2 separate regions of the Homo sapiens genome follow, and region 2 is linked to region 1. The links are chromatin loops, found by intact Hi-C in ENCODE. Cell type or tissue: CD14-positive monocyte. All regions are shown on one strand.

Region 1 (8,000 bases):
CCCAAGAATCACTGATAGAAAACTTTATCCTTCTGCTATGTGTTCAGAGTGAACTCATTTCCACTTTCTGGAAATGTGCTTTTACAAGAATGCAGGTTGCCTGTCCTGCATGTACATATTTATTTAAAATGCTAAACCACTGCTGCCTCACCTTCCACATCTACATAGCTTTTACCTGCAGCTGCAGACACTCCTGAAGACTGCATTTATGTTGTATTAGTTTCTGTATTCTCACTACTGCACATGGTGTCTGGCGTATCTAAGAGTTCGTTAAGTGTAACTGAATATATATTACTGGAATGGTTATTGGAATGCTGTTAGTTTGGCTTTAAAAATATTATTTTGAGGGTGGGGTAAGTAGAAAGAGTACTGAACCAGTTAAAATTAACTTTATTTATTTTGAAATAATTCTCACCTGCAGAGCTTTGAATGTGAAGAGGTTTTATATTTATTTTGTGAAAAATGTCCAATTTGTATAAAAGTAGGGAACAATGTAATAAATTCTCATGTATCTATCACCTAGCATCTGTAATGATCAAATTAAGTTTTATCGATTTACTCACTCCCACCCCCAACTCTTATTTGTTTTGGAAGCAAATTCCAGACATTATATCATTTCTATCTATTAGCGCTTTAGGATGTACCCCTAAAAGATAAGGATGCTTAAAAAAATCACTTGGTTTAAACATTTTCTCTCTAGCAATATATTTTCATGTTGCTGTGTAACTTTTGGAGAGCATTTTCTTTTTTTCCCTGTATCCTCTTGACTGTCTACTGAGAATGATTTATAAAACCATGTTGGTATTATTACTTATTCCTCAAAATTAATTCAAAGATTACTTTTTAGACAGGAAGAAAAAATCTATTGTTCCATCCTGGACTAAAGGGTCCTTGAAAATTTCAATTTTAGAATTGTTTTCTTTGAGCGAGTCATTCAGTGTGTTTCCATAGTTGGACACACGCCTATTAGCACTGCCCCTGGAGGGAGTCTCACTTGGGGAGTATATAAATAAGATTGAAGTCCAAAAGCCTTGTCTTCACACTGACTCGCTTGCAAATGAACTGTTAACAACTGTCCCACTGTCCCTATGTGGTTAAAAAAACAACTTTGCCTGGGCACAGCTTTTTTCTCTCATTGTAAATACAGTATTTTCTTACCTTTCTTGTTACCCTTTTCTTTAATCACCTATCTATGAAGTTATATTTAAGAACCTTTTTGATCTGCTGTGTTGTGTTGAAAATTTTACCAGTGTTAGAGAGCACAATGAATCAAATAAGGAGGCGTGGAGATGTGAGTCAGTTGTTTCCATTGAATCCTAAGATACCCTTGGAATGTTACCAGTGTGTTCAATGAAAGTTATTTTAAAACTTTGCATTTACGATGTAAACTTTTTAAGAAGTATAGAAACTTTATACCCCCATTCAGCATCAAATTTCTATTGGGCCGGGAGCAGTGGCCCACGCCTGTAATCCCAGCACTTTGGGAGGCCAAGGCGGGTGAATCACCTGAGGTCAGGAGTTCGAGACCAGCCTGGCCAACATAGTGAAACCCCATCTCCACTAAAAACACAAAAATCAGCTGGGCGTGGTGGTGGGCGCCTGTAATCCCAGCTACTCAGGAAGCTGAGGCAGGAGAATCACTTGAACCCAGGAGGCGAAGGTTGCAGTGAGCCGAGATTGCGCCATTGCACTCCAGGCTGGGCAACAAGAGTGAAACTCCATCTCAAAACAACAACAACAACAACAACAAACTCTATTGGTCATAGGAATACATCGTATGTTGGTGGAGAACTAATTGTGCCTATTTACTATTGAACAGACATTTTCTTTCTTTCTTTCTTTTTTGTCCCAGACACATCAACTGGATCATTCTGCTCATTACCTGCGCCTGAAATTTCTAATAGAAAACAAAATGCAGCTCTATGTTCCACAGCCCGAGGAAGACATCTATGAGCTGGTAATGTTATGACTGTTGTCCAAGCACACTTTATGGGAGATTATCTTCAAATTATGAGTGTTCTCGTGTTAATTGTAGTTGGTGGAGTGGAACGAGTTCAAAAATAAATGAGCTTCATTCATAGCCCTTAAGTTGGTGGAGATGGCCCTACTTAGCTCAGTATTCCAGAGTGGAATGATCACCTTTGTTTACGCACGAAGCAGTGCAGTGCTATCATGACAAATCAAAATCTAGAGCTATCTCTTAGATAGAACTTTAGTCATTATTATAATACTAGCTTTCCTTGCATTGGCAATCTTTTATTTTATTGTATTTTAGTATTTTTATTTTGTTGTTTAGAGACAGGATCTCACTCTGTCACCGAGGCTGGATGGAGTACAGTGGTGTGATCATAGCTCACCTCAACCTTGAACTACTGGGCTTAAGTGGTCCTCCTGTGCCAGCCTCCTGAGTAACTGGAACCACAGGCACGCAGCTCCATGGCTGACGAACTTTTATTTTTTAATTTTTTTTTTTTTTGTAGAGACAGGATCCTGCTTTGTTGCCCAGGCTGGTCTTGAACTCCTGGGCTCAAGTGATCCTCCCACCTCAGTCTCCCAAAGTGCTGGAATTACAGGCGTGAGCCACTGCGCACGGCCAGTCTTTTATTTTAATTGGTGACTTAAAAATCAGCTGGTTGTTGTTACAGAAAACAGTGCTAATTCTAATTTTGTGTGACATCCGTAGCCATGTTGAAACTGCTGGATCAAATCTTGTTGGGTGAAAAAAGCTGCCATCTATGTCCTAGTCTTTTGGAACTGTATTTATATAGCTTCTCGGGGACATTTACATATATTTGAGTTTGAACATACTTATGGGACTGGGGTTCTGAATCAGACCTGCTTACTAATCATATGGAACTAGCCAAGAAAAAAAAATGAAATGCTAATACTTAATTTCTAGGATTTTACAAAGATTAGAGATAATATGCTTACTTGGTAAATTACAATGGTTGTTATTGCAGTAAGCCCAGTGACAAGCTCTTTGCTCTTTAGCAAAGTGGTGCGTTTGTCAGTTCCAGGAAAGAAACATTTTGGGAGCAAGGCGCCTCTATTTTGGAGTTCCTGTGCTCTCTCTGTTCTTAGTCATTCCTCTGGGGGCTCTGACTGCTTGCCATGGATGTGTGAATAACAGTGACTTCAGAGAGGGTTTCACCACAGAAAGCGGAACTGAACATTTAAACCCAAGTATTATTCTCTTTTTGGAAAAGGGAAGCATGATTTAAAAATGAGTAGGAAATTGTGTTTTTAGTCAACTTTATTGAGGTATACTTTACATTTAAGGAAACTCTTGCCAACTTTAAGGACACAATCCAATGAGTTTTGACAAATGTATACAGTCTTGTTTCCACTGCTGTGATCATGCTTTGGAACATTTCTGTTATCTGAAAAGTTACCTTGTGCCCCTTTAAGGGCTTTTAAGGAAATGTAAGAGAGCGTGTGCTTTTGTAACACTTATAGCACGTTATGCAATAGAAGATTATCAAAATAATGAGCCCTTTTCCAACTATCACTTAAATCAGTAACTGTTCTGTGTTCAGTACATTTAACAGAGAGGGCTGATGTATTCTTTTTCTGGCCTGGGGAAAAGGCCAGTCTTGGTGCTGCTGTATGAGTAAAGGAAAGAAAACCCTTTTTTCTTACTTAAAAAAGGGAAGTGCTTTCCTGCTAACACTAGAAGAGTTATTAGATTATATATTTTGCATCTTGGGGTTAATGAGTATTTTGCATCCTGAATTATAGGGATCATGCCTAACCAGGTTCCATGTTCCTCATATTTTTCACATAAGAGGTATAGGTACTTCAGACATAGTTTTTGAAATTGTATGGACTCATTATTTTTAAGCCTTGCCCATTGTGTGGTCTCTTTAGTCTGTTTGGATCTACAATTTTTGTATGCAGATAGCTATATATGTATTTTAAAAGAATCTTAAGTACAGGGAGACCATGGTATTATTTCTTGGCCTGTTGCAGAAGGTCTCCAGCCCATAGATCTGTAAGGATGCAAATGCCACAGTCTTGCAAAACCTCTGTTTCAACCAAGGTTCTTAATTATTTTGTCCTTTGGATACTTTTGGTAGCCTGGTGGAGCCTCCAGACCCCTTCTCAGAATGATATTTTCAATCGCGTAAAATAGAATACATAGGCTTACCTGTGCCCTAAATATATTGAAATAGTTCTCAAAAATATTTTTTGAATTATTGGTAATATATGTTCTTATTTATTAGCTTATTAAATTATAAGGCTTAATAGGTAGACATAGACCTAATAGCTAGACCATTAAATTACAAGACCTAGCAGTAGATCTAATAGCTACCACTGTTCTGAGGTAACGATGAGCATAAATAATATTTTGAGACACTAGCAGCAGCTAAAACATGATATGAAAATAACTGTGATTTCCATTCGTGACGGAGTCACAGGCACTGCTACTATTACTATGTTTGTTGCCTACATTCATTTAGGATAAAAGGAAATGCTGATTTTCAGTTTAAGGTTTGTAAATATAAAGATATCACTTTTTTTTTTTTCTGTGATGAAGTTTTGTTCTGTTGCCCAGTCTGGAGTGCAGTGGCGCGATCTTGGCTCACTGCAACCTCTGCCTCCTTGGTTCAAGCAATTCTCCTGCCTCAGCCTCCCAAGTAGCTGGGAATAGAGTTGCCCACCACCACACCCAGCTATCATCTAGCAAATATTTATTTAGCATTTGTATGCCTGGCACTACTCTAGCTGTTCTAGGCACTGGGGATACACCAAAACAATTCTGCTTCTGGTGGAACCTGTATTCAAGTTTGCAGAAACAAGTAAAAATACATGTGAATGTGTAATATGTCAGGGAATGTTCAAAGCCTGGAGAGACAAGAAGTTGGGGCAAGTAGAGAGAGGGAGATGGCACATCTGCAGTGGGTCTTGTTGCTATTTTATTTTATTTATTTTTTGTGTGTTTTTTTTTTTTTTTAATGTGATGTTCGAACAGGGTGAGTGAGTGAAGAGAGGGAGTGGAATCATAGAGGTATTTTGCAGACAAGTGTTCTAGGCTGGCCAGGCATGGTGGCTCACGCCTGTAATCCCAGCACTTTGGGAGGCTGAGCAGGTGGATCCCCTGAGGTCAGGAGTTCGAGACCAGCTTGGCCAACATGCTGAAACTCCATCTCTACTAAAAATACAAAAATTAACCAGGCATGGTGGCACACGCCTATGGTTCCAGCTATTCAGGAAGCTGAGGCAGGAGAATTGCTTGAACCCGGGAGGCGGAGGTTACAGGGAGCCAATATCGTGCCACTGCACTCCAGCCTGGGTGGCAAAGCCAGATTCTGTCTCAAAAAAAAAAAAAAAATGTTCTAGGCTGAGAGAACAAAGCTGGCTAAGGCCTGGGCAGGGGGAGGGTGGCCATGGTGGAGGTGGCTTACCTGGTGTTTGAGGAGGATTGGCGGAGAGGGCACGAAAGAGGGGATGCAGGAGATGGTGGGGGGGAGGGAAAAAGGATAGGCCATGTAGAGCCTAAGTGCCATAGGAAACCCCAGAGAGAAAGGGCATTGTCGGCTTTGAAAGGCTCACTATGGCAGATGAGTGGGCCCATAGGGCATGAGAAGATGAGCAGCCAGGGCCCATAGAAGGCTGTAGAGAGTCATCGTCAGGCAAGAGCGTGACGGTGGCTCAGACCAAGCCACCCAAAGGAGACAGAGAAAGAAATGATCCTGATTTTGTGAGAACTCAAGAGCCCTAGGTAAGCAATTTTTTTCTTAAAATCTGGTGATCTTCTCATCCAGTTTTTGAAAACAGGGAAAGTTGCAACATTATTGATTTAATAAAAGAAAGGGAAGATGTGAGCTATTTCATCATTAAGTGCATTTATGTATAAAACTACTGAATTTCCAGATTTCTAGTTCCAGATATCGTGGTTGCATTGAAAATATATTTTAAAGTACAAACGCTTCTTGAGATATAGTTTTAGTTTTGTTCACTAAACCTGGCTTTAGTCCAACCAGCCTAAGGATGTTGTGGCCAGCGGGCCTGTCTTATGATACTGAGTTGTTGTCTGAGACCAGCAAAAGACACAGTGATATTCACACTAATTTCAAAGAAAACTAGGAAGTAGTATTATGAAAATATAGGAAAGATTATGCACAAAGCTCTAGTCCCACTAGATCCTGTGGAAATGATTAAAACAAACAGTTATATACTGCCACCTGGAGGAAGGGTTTGGCTCTTAAAGTTTTAAAAAATAAAAGTAAGGCTCCTGATAAGTTGAAGTGAACGTAGTTGATAACATTTCCTTGAGCATTTTGTGGTGTTAGGTTATACATTGTAAACCTTATTGAATTTAGTATTTAGAGTTTTGGTGGCTATTTTCTGAATGAAAAAGTAGTATAACTGATTTCTTCTCATTTGTAAATGTATCAGTATGAAACATTTCTAAAGTATAACACTGAAACCACATTCAGTCATGCCCTTGACACGTTGCATTTGGTGGAAATTGCATTAAATTGAGGTGTTTAAAAGGATCCAAGCTGTCCTGTCCACGTTCCTATCCCCCACACTCCTTGGCATTCTATTATAGCAAACGCTTTCTCAGGCTCCTGAGTCACAAGTATTATGCTGACCTTTCAAATGCCCCAAGCAAATAAAGAGAAGAAACTGGCCACTCTTTTCTACCTGCCTGAATAAAATCGTTTCTGGACGAATGGCTGTGTGGTCAGGGATACGGGCAAGTTTAGATAATCATCAAGACTTCTCTTTAGTGCTAACGGCCACGTTTTTTGTTATTGACCTTGGCTCAAAATTGGTTTTCATTTTAAGATAGAGTAATAATTTTAAAAATCTATATGAGCATTTGACACATCTATTTGTTTGTGAGTTTTTATTATAAATTTTGGATTTGAACCTTTGACTGACCTAAGAGGGTAGGTTCCCTTTGCGTTCATACCCTGTGTTCCAGTGAAGGCTGATCTGGGAGGCATCGTAGTGTAGTGGAAAGAATGCGGCTCTAGAGCCAGTGAGACCTGGGTTCATAATCCCAGCTGTGTATGAACTGGTCTTCTGAATTTAGGAAAGTACTTTCTCTTTAGGCTCTTGCCTTTATTTGTAAAATGGACATCACGCTTGTCTCATGGAGTTAGCGTGAGAGGCGTGACACATGGTCAGAACTCTGTAAGTTATTGTCTTGATGATAGATCTTGACATAAGAAAACGAAATATCCGGCTGGGCGCGGTGGCTCACGCCTGTAATCCCAGCACTTTGGGAGGCTGAGGCGGGCGGATCACGAGGTCAGGAGATCGAGACTATGGTGAAACCCTGTCTCTACTAAAAATACAAAAAAAAAAAAAAAGCCGGGCGCGGTGGCGGGCGCCTGTAGTCCCAGCTACTCGGTAGGCTGAGGCAGGACAATGGCGTGAACCTGGGAGGCGGAACTTGCAGTGAGCCGAGATCACACCGCTGCACTCCAGCCTGGGCGACAGAGCGAGACTCCGTCTCAAAAAAAAAAAAAAGAAAAAAGAAAATGAAATATTGATTAATTTAAACAACATTTATGATGTGTGAACTCTGCATCATTCTTATCTTGACTTTGTACAAAGCTCTTTTTCCAGCCTTTTTTGTTTAAAAAATTTTTTAAATAATTTTAACTCTTATTTTAGATTCAAGGGGCACATGTGCAGGTTTGTTACCTGAGTATATCGCATGATGCTGAGGTTTAGGGTACTGTTGATCCTGTCACCTAGGTAGTAAGCCTAGTGCCCAGCAGTTAGTCTCACAACCCTTGTCCTCCTCCTGCCTTCCCCCTCTGGTAGTCCCCAGTATCTATTGTTGCCATTTTTATGTCCATGAGTACTCATTGTTTAGCCCCTAGTTGTAAGTGAGAAGGTATTTGGTTTTCTGTTCCTGTGTTAATTCACGTAGGATAATGGCTTCCAGCTGCATCCATGTTGCTGTAAAGAACATGATTTTGTTCTTTTTCATGGCTACATAGTATTCTGTGGTATACATGTACCACATTTTCTTTATC
Region 2 (8,000 bases), 93 kb after region 1:
TTTATGGTCATAGGAAATGCCAAAACTTTTAACATAGACATTTATCTAGATCTTTGTTCTAGAGAAGTTTGATAGGGTAATAGGATATAATAGGATATTAGAAAATGGGGCTAAAAGAAAAAAGGAATGATGTGAAATTTTTGAGTTTTTAAATGTATCCTTTGAATGGATGATGAGCATTAAATTGATTTGGGATTTTGGATACACTGGATACATTAAAACTGACATAATAGTTTTATTTGAAAATATCAAATTTTATAATATGTAAGTGTATCAATTGCTAGGTAACAAAAGCACCCTAAGGCTTAGTGGCTTAATACAACAAGCACTTATGCTGTTCATGAATCTGGGGGTTTAGCTGGGTAGTTCTGGACTTGGCTGGGTTGGTGGAGCTCCGTGGTCAGCTGGCGGTTCAGCTCAGCTGGGGCTGCATGTTCTCACACCCTGTGGCCTCACGTATGTGTCAGTTGGAAGGCTGCTTGGTCTAGGAACCTCAGCCAGGAGAGCTTCACGTGGTCTCTCTTCCACCGGTAGACTAGCATAGGCTTCCTTACATGGTGACTGCAGGTTCCAAAGAGTAGCAGGAGCAAGCCCCAGAACACAAGTGATTTTCAGGCTTCTTCCTGATTCACCTTTTCATAACCCTTGGCAAAAGCAAGCCGTGTGTCCAGTTGGGAAGGAACTCTCCAGGGTCATGGATCCAGGGAAGTGTGACTCCTTAGGGACCATTACTGCAGTAATCTACCATAGCCAGACATAGCATCCTTTGAAACTACTTAAATTGGTAATAAAAACATTTATTATGACATTTAGCTGTCAGAAGGAATATATTTTCAAAATTATCTTAGGGAGTTTCTGAGAAGAAATTGGAAATTTTTACAGAGAAGTCAGAGTTATTGTCGAGGGCAGTCCAGGCTTTCTCACTCTTCCCCTCTGTATTGAGAACAGGGCGTCTGAATGGAGAGGAAGTGCATGGGCTTTGGGGTGGGCCCCCTGTGTGCTTGAACCTTGACATTTCTGTTGACCAGCTGTGTGAACCTGGGCAAAACACCAATGCTTCTGTGTCTCTTTCTGCACCTCTGCAGTGGGGATAATAATACCTACTTTATCATTGTGACCAATTAGTGGTCACCACCTGCTGTGTCTCTCTCTCCCTCCCGCAGCCCACATCGACAAAGCTGCAGGGCCTCAATGTTCTCAGTGTTCTGAGATGATGAGATGGTGCCAAGTTCGCTTTGGAAGCTTCTAGCTCTGGTTTTGACAAATCAAGTGAAAATTGGCATTTGTAGAGAACAAGCTGGAAAATGCCTTTATTCTAATTACAGTTTTGTATCCACTTGTAAAGTTATTCACCGCCCTGTTAAATATATAAAAGTTAATCTAGACTTAAAAGTGATCTAAGTGATTAGAATAAAAATAAACATTTTCATATTGAATTTTAAATAATGGAAAAGCTACCTTGAAAGTGTGTTCAATTTTTGTACTGGTTTTTTTTTTTGTTTTTTTTTTTTGAGACGGAGTCTCACTCTGTTGCCCAGGCTGGAGTGCAGTGGCACCGTCTCGGCTCACCGCAACCTCCGCTTCCCAGGTTCAAGCGATTCTCCTGCCTCAGCCTCCCAAGTAGCTGGGACTACAGGTGATGCCACCATGCCTGGCTAATTTTTGTATTTTTAGTAGGGACGGGGTTTCACTATGTTGGCCAGGATGGTCTCGAACTCCTGACCTCGTGATCTGCCTGCCTCGGCCTCCCAAAGTGCTGGAATTACAGGGGTGAGCCACTGCGCCCGGCCTGATTTTTAAAGCAAATATGGAAGCTGTAATCAAACTAGCAATTTGTGGGTGAGCCCTGTGTCACTGCTGTATTACTCAATAATTCATGTTCAGATAGCTGAGTCTGAAGTACCCCAGTTTGGGAATTAAAAAAGAATTAAAACCCATAATCTATATCTTAGCTAAGATAGGAAAAATTTACTAAAATATTTTTTTCTGGTTGAATTTCAGATTTCTCCTATAACTCTGCACACCAGAAAAAAATCTATAGTACAAATACACATGAAATTCCATCAACTGTTTCATTTTTTTTTAATTTTTCTTAATCTTGTTCAGGGCATACACAATTTGTTTTACTTAAAATTATATTATTCACTCAATTTTTATAAGGAACACACTTGAGAATTCTACCAGAGTTTTATTGATACTGCTCTTTCTTAAGCAGTTGATCTTGAAATTCTCTTAAAAAATTATATTTGAGTTTTAAAACTTGTAATTGCCTGTGAGAGGAAAATAATTTTTCTTTCTATCCTTCTTAGTTTTTAACTGGGATCTGTGTAACAAAAGACAGATTATTAAAAGCAAACAGAAGCTGATTAACAAGTATATTTCATATACACATGGGAGAAAACTCAGAGAAAGAGTAACTGTCAAAGAGGTGGCTGAGAACTTTGCTGTATATAGTACCTTTAACAAAGAGCAGTACATCTTTAGAGAAGTGACAAGACAAGGAAAAGGACCTTCAGTCTTTAGGGGTGGCAAATTGTGGGAAGGCAAATAAACAGAAAGGAAACTAAGGGTGGATAAAGGCTAGTTTGTCATGTGGATTCCTCTGGTGCCATCTTCAGGTTGATAAGGCTGTAAAGTCATCTCTTTTTGGTAAAGACGAGAGGAGGGACCCTGATGTAAATCTGTTTTGCTTTTAGGCAAATAGGGGAAGGGCAGAGAGCTTTTCTCCTATCTGCTTCTTCTCAATTGCCTTCATCTCAGAAGAATCCTTATGTCGGCCGGGCACAGTGGCTCACGCCTGTAATCTCAGCATTTTGGGAAGCCAAGGCGAGCAGATCACTTGAGGTCAGGAGTTCGTGACCAGCCTGACCAACATGGGAAAACCCCGTCTCTACTAAAAATACAAAAATTAGCCAGACGTGATGGTGCATGCCTGTAATCCCAGCTACTTAGGAGGCTAAGGCAGGAGAATCGCTTGAACCTGGGAGGCGGAGGTTGCAGTGAGGCGAGATTGTGCCACTGCACTCCAGCCTGGGCAACAGAGCAAGATTTGGTCTCAAAAAAAAATAAAATAAAATAAAAAAGAAAAGAAAGGTTCCTTATGCCAAAGTGTCAAATTTTGAGGTGTTATATTTGCTACCCTTCAGTTGTTATTTTCTTTTGCTCATTTTTCTGTAATAGCCCAGAAAAGTTGGTCTGATTTTTATTTATTAAGAGCTCTCTTATGAAGACAGCTTGTCCAGGATAATTCTTATGTTTCAGATCTACAGACTCCAGCAATATCACTAATCCCGGGAGTGGGATCCCAGGCTGCCACTGCCATGTGGTGGGGCCTCAGAGGGGATCCCTCTCTGCCATGGAGCTTGTTTTTATAAGTTAAGAAATGGTCATGCTTTCTACAAGGAAATGTTCCTATTGTACCTTGGTAGATACTATGTTTAAGAAATTTTGACATGGCAAAAATAAAATTGTCTTGGGGAGGCAAGAGGAAAGCTGGCATCTCAAGCTGGAAAAGTCCAAGTCATTGGTTAGATTCTGAAATGACTCTGAAATGTTTTATTAATTGTATTAGTCCATTCTCACATTGCTATAAAGAACTACGTGAGATTGGGTAATTTATAAAGAAAAGAGGCTTAATTGGCTCACAGTTTCACAGGCTGTACAGGAAGCATGGACAATCATGGTGGAAGGCAAAGGGGAAGCCAGCTGGAGCAGGAGGAAGAGAGCAAAAGGAGAAGTGATACACACTGTTTTTTTGTTTTGTTTTTTTGAGATGAAGTCTCAATACAGAGGGGAAGAGTAAGAAAGGAAATGGGTAACAAGCAGAGGTTGGAACAGTTTGGAGGGCTCAGAAAATAGAAAAATGTGGGAAAGTTTGGAACTTCCTAGGGATTTGGAGGGCTCAGAAGACAGAAAGATGTGGGAAAGTTTGGAACTTCCTAGAAACTTGTTGAATGGCCTTGACCAAAATGCTGACAGTGATATGGACCATAAAGTCTAGGCTGAGGTGGTTTCAGATGGAGATGTGGAACTTGTTGAGAACTGGAGCAAAGGTGACTCTTGTTATACTTTAGCAAAGAGACTGGCAGCATTTTGCTACAGCCCTAGAGATCTGTGGAACTTTGAACTAGAGAGAGATGATTTAGGATATCTGGCGGAAGAAATTACTAAGTGGCAAAGCATTCAAGAGGAAGCAGAGCATAAACATTTGGAAAATTTGCAGCCTAATGAGGCAACAGAAAAGAAAAATGCATTTTCTAGGGAGAAATTCAAGCCTGTTGCAGAAATTTGCATAAGTAACAAGGAGCCGAATGTTAATCACCAAAAAACAATGGGGAAAATATCTCCAGAGCATGTCAGAGACCTTCACAGCAGTACCACCCATCACAGGCCTGAGGCCTAGGAGGGAAAAATGGTTTTCTGGGCCAGGTCCAGGGCTCCCCTGCTGAGTGCAGCCTAGGGACTTGGTGCCCTGTTTTGTCCTAGCTGGTCTAGCCATAGCTAAAAGGGGCCAAGGAACAGCTCAGACTGTGGCTTCAGAGGGTGCAAACCCCAAGCCTTGGCAGCTTCCACGTGGTGTTGAGCCTACGGGTGCACAGAAGTCAAGAATTGAGGTTTGGGAACTTCTGCCTAGATTTCAGAGGATGTATGGAAATACCTGGATGTCCAGGCAGAAGTTTCCGGCAGGGGCAGGGCCCTCATGGAGAACCTCTGCTAGGGCAGTGTGGAAGAGAAATGTGGGGTGGGAGCCCCCACACAGAGTCCCCACTGGGGCACTGCCTAGTGAAACTGTGAAAAGGGGGCCACCATCCTCCAGACCCCAGAATGGTAGATCAACTGACAGCTTGCACCGTGTACCTGGAAAAGCTGCAGACACTTAATGCCAGGCCTTGAAAGCAGCTGGGAGGTGGGCTATACCCTGCAAAGCCACAGGGGTGGAGCTGTCCAAGGCCATGGGAGCCCACCTCTTGCATCAGCATGACCTGGATGTGAGAAATGGAGTCAAAAGGGATCATTTTGGAACTTTAAGGTTTAATGACTGACCTATTGGATTTTGGACTTCATGGGGCCTGTAACCCCTTTGTTTTGGGCAGTTTCTCCCATTTGGAGCAGGTATATTTACCCATTGCCTGTACCTTCATTGTATCTAGGAAGTAACTAACTTGCTTTTGATTTTACAGGCTCTTAAGTGAAGGGACTTGCCTTGTCTCAGATGAGACTTTGGAATGTGGACTTTTGAGTTAATGCTGTAATGAGTTAAGACTTTGGACGACTGCTGGGAAGGCACAATTGGTTTTGAAATGTGAGGACATGAGATTTGGGAAGGGCCAGGAGTGGAATGATATGGTTTGCCTGTGTTCCCACCCAAATCTCATCTTGAATTGTAGCTCCCATAATTCCTACATGTTTTGGGAGAGACCTGGTGGGAGGTAATTGTATCAGGAGGGTGGGTTTTTCCTGTGCTGTTCTGATAATAGTGAATAAATCTCATGAGATCTGATGGTTTTATATAGGGCAGTTCCCCTGCACATGCCTTCTTGCCTGTCACCGTGTAAGATGTGCCTCTATTCTTCCTTAGCCTTCCACCATGATTGTGAGGCCTCTCCAGCCATGTGGAACTGTGAGTCCATGAAACCTCTTTTTCTTTATAAATTACCCAGTCTCAGGTATTTCTTCATAGCAGTATGAAAATGGACTAATATAAGTTTCAACATGAATTTGAGAAGGGGGCACATTCAAACCACAGCAGATGGGTAAAGATGCTTCACGTGTGGCCGAACTCACCAACACACTAAGACAATCTTAGTGACTGCTATGACTTGAATGTGTTCCCCAAAAAGTATGTGTTGGAAAATTAATCCCCAATGCAACAGACTCTGGAGGTGGGGCTTAGTTGGAGTTTACAAGTTTGAACTTGTTGGGGCTCAGAAAGCAATACCTCACAATATGGCATTTCTGCCATGCTGAAATGAAGAAGCCTCAAGGTCTCTGACCACCTATCCCCAAGAGCTCTCCCAAACAAACTGAAGTTCCTTTATCTGCCTAAGATACAAACTGATATAGGTTGGCTGTGTCCCCACCCAAATCTCATCTTGAATTATAGCTCCCATAATCCCCATGTGTTGTGGGAGGTAATTGAATCATGGGTGCAGGTTTTCCCATGCTGTTCTTGCAATAGTGAATAAGTCTCATGAGATCTGATGGTTTATGAAGGGCAGTTCCCCTGCACATGCCCTCTTGCCTGCCACCATGTTAGACGTGACTCTGCTCTCTTCCTTCACTTCTGCCATGATTGGGAGGTCTCTCCAGCCATGTGGAACCGTGAATCCATTAAACCTCTTTCCTTTATAAATTACCCAGTCTTGGGTATGTCTTTTATTAGCAGCCTGAGAACAGACGAATCAGACTAATACACAGAGCTACCAAGGAGAATAATGACTCTTTCTTTCTCTTCCTGTTGTCTCATTATCTGTTGCAGAAAAGAAAACTAAGATGTGACCACACCAGAGCAGAACTTTTATAAGTATAATGGCTGTTTCCAAGTCCATTTAAATTCCAAAGAAAACTATTTACAATTTCATCTCTGTTCTCCACCCAATCATCCTCCCTAGCAATCACTTATTGCCGCTCAATAGAATTCCTCTTCTCCCCTCTCCCATAACCTGTTTTACAAGAATCCAAGCCCCCATTCTTTCTGTAACATAAAAATGGTACATAAATTTCTGTAACTCACTGGAAATTTGGGTCTTCATTCTGAAGGCTCCTATGTGTACATGTTACATAAATTTGTATGCTCTTTTTCCGTTCCTCAATCTGCCTCATGCCAGTGATTTCTCAGTGAATGTTTAGGCAGCTAACAGCCATGGATCCTCACAATCTCTTACTCTTTCTCCCTCTTTCTCTCTGTCTTTCTCTCACCCTCTCTTTTTTCCGCACCATGGCATGATGCAGCAAGAAAGCCTTGGCCAGATGCTAGCTCCTCAATCTTGGACTTTCCAGCCTCTGGGTGAGGTGTCAGAGCCCCAGCAATGAGAGTGGTTGGCTTGTGGGGTGATATGGTTTGGCTCTGTCTCCCCACCCAAATCTCACCTTGAATTGTAATAATGCCCATGTGTCATAGGAGGAACCTTCTGGGAGATAATTGAATCTTGGGGGTGCATTTTTCCCATGCTGTCCTCATGATTGAAAATAAGTCTCACAAGTTCTGATGGTTTTACAAAGCGTAGTTCCCCTGCACATGCTCTCTCTTGCCTGCCGCCAAGTAAGATGTGACTTTGCTCCTCATTCACCTTGTGTCATGATTGTGAGGCCTCCCCAGCCATGTGGAACTGTGAGTCAATTAAACCTCTTCCTTTTATAAATTACCCAGTCTCCTGTATGTCTTTATTAACAGTATAAGAACAGACTAATACACGGGGGTAAAAGAATATACCAACAGCAGTATAGGTTTGAAGAGGAAAGTATTATTTGATAGAAAGAATGCTGCAGCGGAGTGCAGTGGGGTGCCTCAGTAAGACAGGACTGAGTGCACTGCAGTGGATTTCCCTTAGTGATATTTATGGACCTTACAGTGGGAGCTTAAGGGTAATTTGGACCATATTAGTCACACAGGTCATTATAAATAATTACATTTGTAGACATTTTGGTGCTTTGATGTCAGCAAAGGTCGCACAGTGTGTTTCGACATGCATGCATTCTGGAGATGTATAGAAATTCTAGTTACTTACAAATTCTTGGGAAAGAGGTCTGGTGCCAGATGTAGCTTTAGATAATAGAGAAATGTAATGACTTCTGAATTTCTTAGATATGGGATTTTGCCTCCAGATGGTCTGCTTGATGGCCACCCTGTGATCTTTGCTCTCTTCACCAGCCTCCAGAACCATGAGGCACTCAACTTCTGCTCATTATAAATTACCCAGTCTCGGGTATTCTGTTATAGCTGCACAAAACAGACTAAGACAGTGACCAAATGGAGACACTGGGAGAGGGATTTCTGGTGA

Evidence for each region. Hi-C counts contacts between places; a loop is a spot of excess contacts. Peaks named below come from ENCODE experiments on the same cell type or tissue, not always from the same donor. Only the 100,000 strongest peaks of a DNase experiment are listed, where the experiment ranks them.
Region 2: it touches region 1 in a loop (3-fold over the local background); 6 of 110 quality-filtered maps call a loop at or near these places.

The regions. Positions count from the first base shown.
Region 1 is chr21:31,196,865-31,204,864 of GRCh38, reverse strand. It overlaps TIAM1 (TIAM Rac1 associated GEF 1), which reads left to right. Exons shown (of 28, transcript NM_001353694.2): 12 at 1,853-1,957. Among named protein-coding and RNA genes, the nearest start is that of TIAM1, 140 kb to the left of the region's middle. In CD14-positive monocyte, CTCF peaks have their summits at 5,977 and 6,180 (motif pointing left); DNase peaks (open chromatin) are centred at 3,124, 3,594 and 6,154; H3K4me3 peaks cover 1,994 bases; H3K27ac peaks cover 4,251 bases.
Region 2 is chr21:31,103,773-31,111,772 of GRCh38, reverse strand. No RefSeq gene overlaps it. Among named protein-coding and RNA genes, the nearest start is that of KRTAP19-8, 69 kb to the right of the region's middle. In CD14-positive monocyte, no CTCF peak of the experiment used is centred here; a DNase peak (open chromatin) is centred at 3,692; H3K4me3 peaks cover 1,880 bases; H3K27ac peaks cover 4,435 bases.